Regions from separate parts of the Homo sapiens genome. Here region 1 is linked to region 2. The links are chromatin contacts, found by Hi-C or POLR2A ChIA-PET in ENCODE. All regions are on one chromosome and are shown on one strand. Each heading gives the region's core, a stretch centred on a gene start or an enhancer-like site at or near the end of the contact. The rest is flanking DNA. Distances are from core to core; before and after follow the strand shown. Region 1 has its middle 36 kb from the start of KDM7A-DT. Region 2 has its middle 72 kb from the start of SLC37A3.

What was found. Hi-C counts contacts between places; a loop is a spot of excess contacts on that map. ChIA-PET counts read pairs that join two places held with the same protein, here RNA polymerase II (POLR2A). Pooled maps may share reads with other maps.
Region 1: a loop to region 2 is called in a map with no recorded cell type, with 5 times the contacts of the local background. The contact joins two enhancer-like sites. A Hi-C loop is called at or near these places in 1 of 168 maps with a recorded cell type or tissue (lower leg skin), 1 of 37 single-sample maps with no recorded cell type and 4 of 50 pooled maps. POLR2A ChIA-PET finds 5 or more read pairs at or near these places in 6 of 52 experiments (AG04449, HepG2, Panc1 and 3 more).

The regions. Positions count from the first base shown.
Region 1 is chr7:140,211,566-140,214,698 of GRCh38, reverse strand. No RefSeq gene overlaps it. Among named protein-coding and RNA genes, the nearest start is that of KDM7A-DT, 36 kb to the right of the region's middle. RefSeq lists enhancers at 2,087-2,156, 252-3,133. Within about 2 kb of position 1,883, at least 3 of the 41 ENCODE cell types and tissues checked have a DNase peak (open chromatin) inside an H3K27ac peak, as active enhancers do.
Region 2 is chr7:140,325,456-140,328,595 of GRCh38, reverse strand. No RefSeq gene overlaps it. Among named protein-coding and RNA genes, the nearest start is that of SLC37A3, 72 kb to the left of the region's middle. Within about 2 kb of position 1,719, at least 5 of the 41 ENCODE cell types and tissues checked have a DNase peak (open chromatin) inside an H3K27ac peak, as active enhancers do.

The DNA.
Region 1 (3,133 bases), core at 634-3,133, 110 kb after region 2:
TTTTGTCCATTCCTTGTTGGGAAACTTCAACTCTCACATTATCTGGCTCCAAAACACACACTCCACAAACATTTGTTGAATGAATAAGTGGTCAGGTGGGTGGAGAGGGTGAGTGCAGGCAGGACTGTGGTATAGCTGTGGGTTTTTGTTGAACTAGGGAAAGTTACCAAGACTCTGCTGACTCAGACTTGGGTTCTGGGGACAGGTTTGCCGGTGTTTGGAGGCCAGCTGTTACAGGCCAAGGGCATCCAGGAGGAACACCAGCAAAGAGATCAAAAGAATGAAGGCAGGCCCTCGTCAGATATTCAAGGTGCTTTTGACCTAGAAGGGCTGGAACTCCAAAGGAACAGGTTTCCAAGGCCCAGGTGATTCAGATAGGGTTGGGCACCAAGGCTCAGGAAGGGGAACTACCAGATAAGAAGGCAGTCAGCAAGGCTTCTGCCCAGGTGGCCAACCACATGGCTGAAACCCTCCATTGACTTGGCAGCCAGTCCAGCCTACAGTTTCCTAGGGAACTGATGGCCAAGCAATCTGTAGCGCAACTTGGCATGGAGCCTGGGACATTTTATGAGGGCCAGATGGTTGGACTCTGTGCATTGTCAGTGTTGCAGGGTGGGCAGCTGAGGGTCTCAGAGGTAGGACTCAACACTAGGACAGGGAGTGTCTGAAGGCTGGAAACTCACATAGGTGAGAAGGACAAGAACGGAGAGTTGGAAGTCAGGAGAGCATAGAACCACAGCTTGGTGAGAGGTCCAGAGCCAGGTGTTGTTGGTTCTAAGAGTCAAGATAAGAAAGTGAGTTAAAAAGAGACTAGGAGTGACCACATAGTTAGAATCTGGGTCAAGACTATTATTCACGCCTTGAGAGCAGAAATCTGGTCTCTTTTTCTCTGCTGTCTCTGTGCTGCCGAAATCACTGCCTGGAAGAAAATAAGAGTCAGGTCAGACTGAGTCAGGAATCTCAAGGGGTTACTTGAAGGTCAGGGCTTGATCATGGAAGAATGAGCTCTTTCCACCCAAGGAGGTAGACATAGTTCCAATGAGAAAACTGACCATACATTTTTAAAGTTTATTTATTTATTTATTTGTTCATTTATTTATTTCTGAGACAGAGTCTTGCTCTGTTGCCCAGGCTGGAGTGCAGTGGCACAATCTTGGCTCACTGCAACCTCCGCCTCCCAGATTCACACTATTCTCCTGCCTCAGCCTCCCGAGTAGCTGGGACTACAGGCACCCACCAACATGCCCACAACATGCTAATTTTTGTATTTTTAGTAGAGACGGGGTTTCACCATATTGGTCAGGCTGGTCTTGAACTCCTGATCTCGTGATCCACCCGCCTTGGCTTCCCAAAGTGTTGGGATTACAGGCGTGAGCCACCGCGCCCAGCCTATTTATTTTTAAGACAGGGTCTCATTCTGTCACTCAGGCTGGAGTGCAATGGTATGATCATGGCTTACTGCAGCCTTGACCTCCTGGGCTTAGGTGATTCTCCTGCCTCAGCCTCCCAGTAGCTGGACCACAAGCGCATGCCACCATGTCCAGCTAATTTTTTGTAGAGATGGGGTTTTGCCATGTTGCCCAGGCTGGTCTCAAACTCCTGGGCTCAAGAGATCCACCTGCCTTGGCCTCCCAAAGTGTTGGTATTACAGGCGTAAGCCTGGGATTACAGATTGTGCCCGGCCTTTTTAGTTTACTTGCTAGGATTAATACCTAAGTGGAACATTGATGGTAGAACAAAACAAAACACAAGGAAAAAACATTGAAATAATCCTGGTACTAGGGATAAGGTAATCTTTGCTAAGGGCTAGATTCCCCAGCACCTTGGACACCCTAGCCCAGGTGTGAGAAGGCGGGGCAGCTTGTTGGGTGTGTTCCATTGCTAAACTGACCTGGAGCAGGGAGGAGGCTTCAGGGTGGGAAGCCGAGGGACCGGAAATGAACCTCTAGAACTGACTTGCCCTGAGAAGGCAAGAAGTGACAGAAACAAAACCTAATCAACAGATATTTTCTGTCTCGATCTTACTCAGCAGATACTTAGATTGAAGTAGTTCAGAGCATGCACACGGGCAGGCTGAGTTATGTAGCAGGGAGGGGAAACCATTTGTCATACGTAGTTGTAGATGAGTGCAAAATGCTCCATGGGTTGGATTTTTTCCTGGTGGCAGCTAGAACTAGGATGTAGGCACACCTGGGCAGTGATTGGAGGGGCTGTCGGACAAGGAGAAAGTCCTGGACTGCTCATAGTCCGCAACCTGGACTAGAAGTTCAGGCAGTAAACTCCAGCCACCAGCAACAGGAGCTCTGGGCTCTGAGGCTCCTGGTGGCTTTAGGCAGGAAGCCTGTTACACATGGGGCCTGGGGCCAGCCCTGTGTCTATGTTTAGGGAGCAGGGAGAGGACTAGGGTGGAGGCAGGCATGTGAAGGCAAGGGAATGGCCACGGAGGTGGCTCAGGCGTGTCATTTCCTCTAGTCTCATCAATGACTCTACATGATCCAAGGCTTCCCATCATCATCATCATCACCATCATCATCACCATCATCCAAGTGCCATGTATGAATCACTTCCTATTTGTTCAATTACCTCACTCACAAAACTCTGTAAGTCAGGAATTATTATTATTCCCAGAAGGGGAAACTGAAGCTCAGTGAGGTTAAGCGACTTGCCAAAGGTCATACACCTAAGAAGTGGTAGAGCCACACTCTGGATCGAGGACTAATGGATCCCAAACTCTAGTAGCAGCTTAGAGGGTTAGGAGCACAGACTGTGGAAACAGACGCGCTACTTGCATGGCTGTGGACAACTCTGTGACTCAGTTTTCTCACCTGTGAAATGGGGATGATGGTGATAAGAGAGCTACCTTATAGGGCAGTACTGAGGATCAAGTGAGCAACTGTAAAATATAACTCCAGGAGGAGGGTTGCTTAATTTAGCAAATCAAATACAGGATGCCCAGGTAAATCTGAATTTCAGTTAAACAATGGATAATATTTGAATTTATTTATTTATTTATTTATTTTTGAGATGGAGTTTTGCTCTGTCACCCAGGCTGGAGTGCAGTGGTGCGATCTCAGCTCACTGCAACCTCTGCCCACTGGGTTCAAGCAATTCTCCTGCCTCAGCCTCCCTAGTA
Region 2 (3,140 bases), core at 470-2,969:
GTGAGCAGAATTGTCAGACCTGCACCTTTGTGTGGAAACCACCTGTGTCCCGTTCCTGCTGTTGGGCTGTGGCCCCACAGGGATGTCCAGGCCAGCCTGGCTGACTGGCCTTGCCCTGGGGTCTTAGCCTCTCTCTAGGGGGCCTTCTGTACTAGATTTACCTTTTTATTTTTTTTGAGATGGAGTTTTGCTCTTGTCGCCCAGGCTGGAGTGCAGTGGTGCGATCTCAGCTCACTGCAACCTCCACCTCCTGAGTTCAAGCGATTCTCCTGCCTCAGCCTCCCGTGTAGCTGGGAGGTGCCTGCCACCATGCCTAGCTAATTTTGTATTTTTAGTAGAGATGGGGTTTCACCATGTTGCCCAGGCTGGTCTTGAACTCCTGACCTCAGGTGATCCACCCACCTTGGCCTCCCAAAGTGTTGGGATTACAAGTGTGAGCCTCCGCACCCGGCCTAGGTTTGCCTTTCTAAACAGCACCTCTTTACTCTTTTTCCCTCATCTTCTGTTTGAGTCTAAGAGTTGCACCATCCACTTGATAAACTGCTGCCTTGGTGTTTCTCCCCCAATTCTGTGTCTGCACAGTCAGCGGAGGTGTGACTGTTTCACGTGCCCGGCTGACCCAGGTCTGCCTTGGGTCCCTGCTCGGGCACCCCTCTTTCTAACAAATGTTGAATTAACCTTGAATGAGATTGTTGCTTCTAAAATGCCATTGGTCAGCTTTTTACTGCTTGTTCTTGCCCTCTGTTTAAGGAATTTTTTTTTCTTTTTGTCCTTTCAGGAATTAAATAAAAAGTAGCAAAATTGTTTGAAACTGTTTTCAATCCCCTTTATCACTGTGGCACAGGAAGCTGTCATCTCAGAAATTCATTGGCAGAGAAACACAGATAAAAGGGCTACCCTGTTGGACAGGAATGTTCTTTTGGATTTAATGGGATAATTGTATTTAGGTAAAACCTTTCATCTGAGGACTTCAAAGGCCTTTACCTTGTTTAGTAGTTATTATCACACCCTACAGAGTGACATTAGGGTACCACACTCCTAGATATTTTTTGTGTGTGTGCATTTGTTTATTTATTTAGCATTTTGCTTGTTTTCTTAGGCTCACCATGGAAAGCCTCAGGAACCTAACAGCACTGCAGTTGATTTCCATTAAAAAATAGTACCTAACAAATAGCAGACGTAACTGGCCTCTGTGTCCTAGAATGACGAATGAAGATGTTAATAGGGTTATAAAATAAAGAGCAACCATTCTGGAGCCAGGAAGGCGGGGCTGCGAGGGGCAACAGTCGTGACCAAAGTACTGGTGGCAGAGAGCGCTCCTTCCCCACACGCCCCAGTGGGTTTTACTTTTATTGGTTCTACTCAGGTTCCGAAAAGAGATTATTCTGTGAACAAGCTCTTGGAGAGAGTGTAGAGCCTCATAATCCTCCTTAACAGATTTTTTTTTTTTTTGAGACAGAATCTCGCTCCGTTGCCCAGGCTGGGGTGCAGTGGTGCAATCTCAGCTCAGTGCAGCCTCTGCCTCCTGGGTTCAAGCGATTCTTGTGCCTCAGCCTCCAGAGTAGCTGGGATTACAGGCATCTGCCACCATGCCCGGCTAACTTTTGTATTTTTAGTAGAAAACAGGGTTTCACCATGTTGCCCAGGCTGGTCTCAAACTCCTGACCGCAGGTGATCCACCTGCCTAAGCCTCCCAAAGTGCTGAGATTATAGGCGTGAACCACGGCGCCTGACCAACAGATCTTTTGAGAAGCAAGCCTGTGTCATGACCTGAGGGAGGATCCCTAACTTCCTGCCCCCACCCTCCCAGCCCCAGGCTCTGCAATCCGTGAGAGGCCATTGGCACAGCCTCTGGATAAAGGGGTTGGATTGGTGGTGAAGGGAAGAAGCTTTCAGAGAAATCTTGGCAAGAGTGGCCATGGGGTGCCCAGTGCTGTCCCCTTTGCTGTCCCCTTCCACACGCATCTGGTCTTGGCACAGCCATGTCACTGTCTACCAGCTTCTTTAATGCTTCAGGGTCGTGGTGGTTGTGAGAGAGAAGGAGATTTTTATACCGTTGGTTATGTTTTCCTTCCCAAAGAAGCAGTTCTTGGCCTGTGAAAACCCTTTCCCCGTGGCGGACCATTCATACCTCTTGGCTCAGCAGGGGGAGACAAAGTCCCAGACACTGCCTGCTGCACTTGTTTGAAGGAAAGTGCTGCACGCTCTTTATTTCAGTCTCACTTTATATCCGTTTGTTTAGATGTCCTCCTGGCTAGTTATTCTCTCTCTGTTTCCCCTCTGTGTAAGTCCTCGGTTCCCTCCCCTGGCCTCCTATTTCCGCTGGTAACCTCCCAGTCCCTTATACTGGAAGATGCAGAGGACCTGGAGATCGTCCACTGAGACAGTTCAGCCTCAAAATCCCTGACTCAGCCTGTGCTAAAGTCTCAGAAGACGTGGGTCCTTAACTTCACTCGAAATCTCACTCCCTTAAATTAGCTTCTGTCCACCTTTTTCTTCAGTCTTTATGTCTCCAGACCTCTGAATTGAGTCAGTGGAGGGAGGAGAGACCTTCAGTCACCCCCTTCACCTCTCACAGCTGTCATCCCTCTACTACCAATGTTGAACAGATTCTCCGAATGGACAGTCCACCTATGGAAAACCACATTATTTTCCAGCAACTCTTCCTTCCATCATCTGGAATCCAGCTTTGAACTGAGTTTAGAGCTCAGTCGGCTTCCTCCCTCTCTCGTGTGTGAATTCCTTTGTGTTGTCTCTACCAGCTGGCCACTAACCTGTCCGCGGAAACTGTCCCCTTTCAAGGACCAGAGCATGCTCTCCCGGGGAAGCCATTCCATTGTTGGAGAGCTCCCATGGTTAGAACGGTCTTTATCCTATTCACTGGGGATCTCATGATTTCTTCCATTGGTTCTAGGAAAAAGCAACACAAATGTATATTTTCTCTTGAGATACGTGTGTGTGTGTGTATGTATATTTATGTGTGTGTATATATATATAAAATATATAAAATATACAGTTTTTTCCTTATTTACATTGAAGGGCTAACTCAATATATTTGAAGACAACTTCCGTCTTTCCCTTTGAAAAGCTTTTTAGGGCCAGGCGCGGTGGCTCATGCCTGTAATCCCAGCACTTTGGGA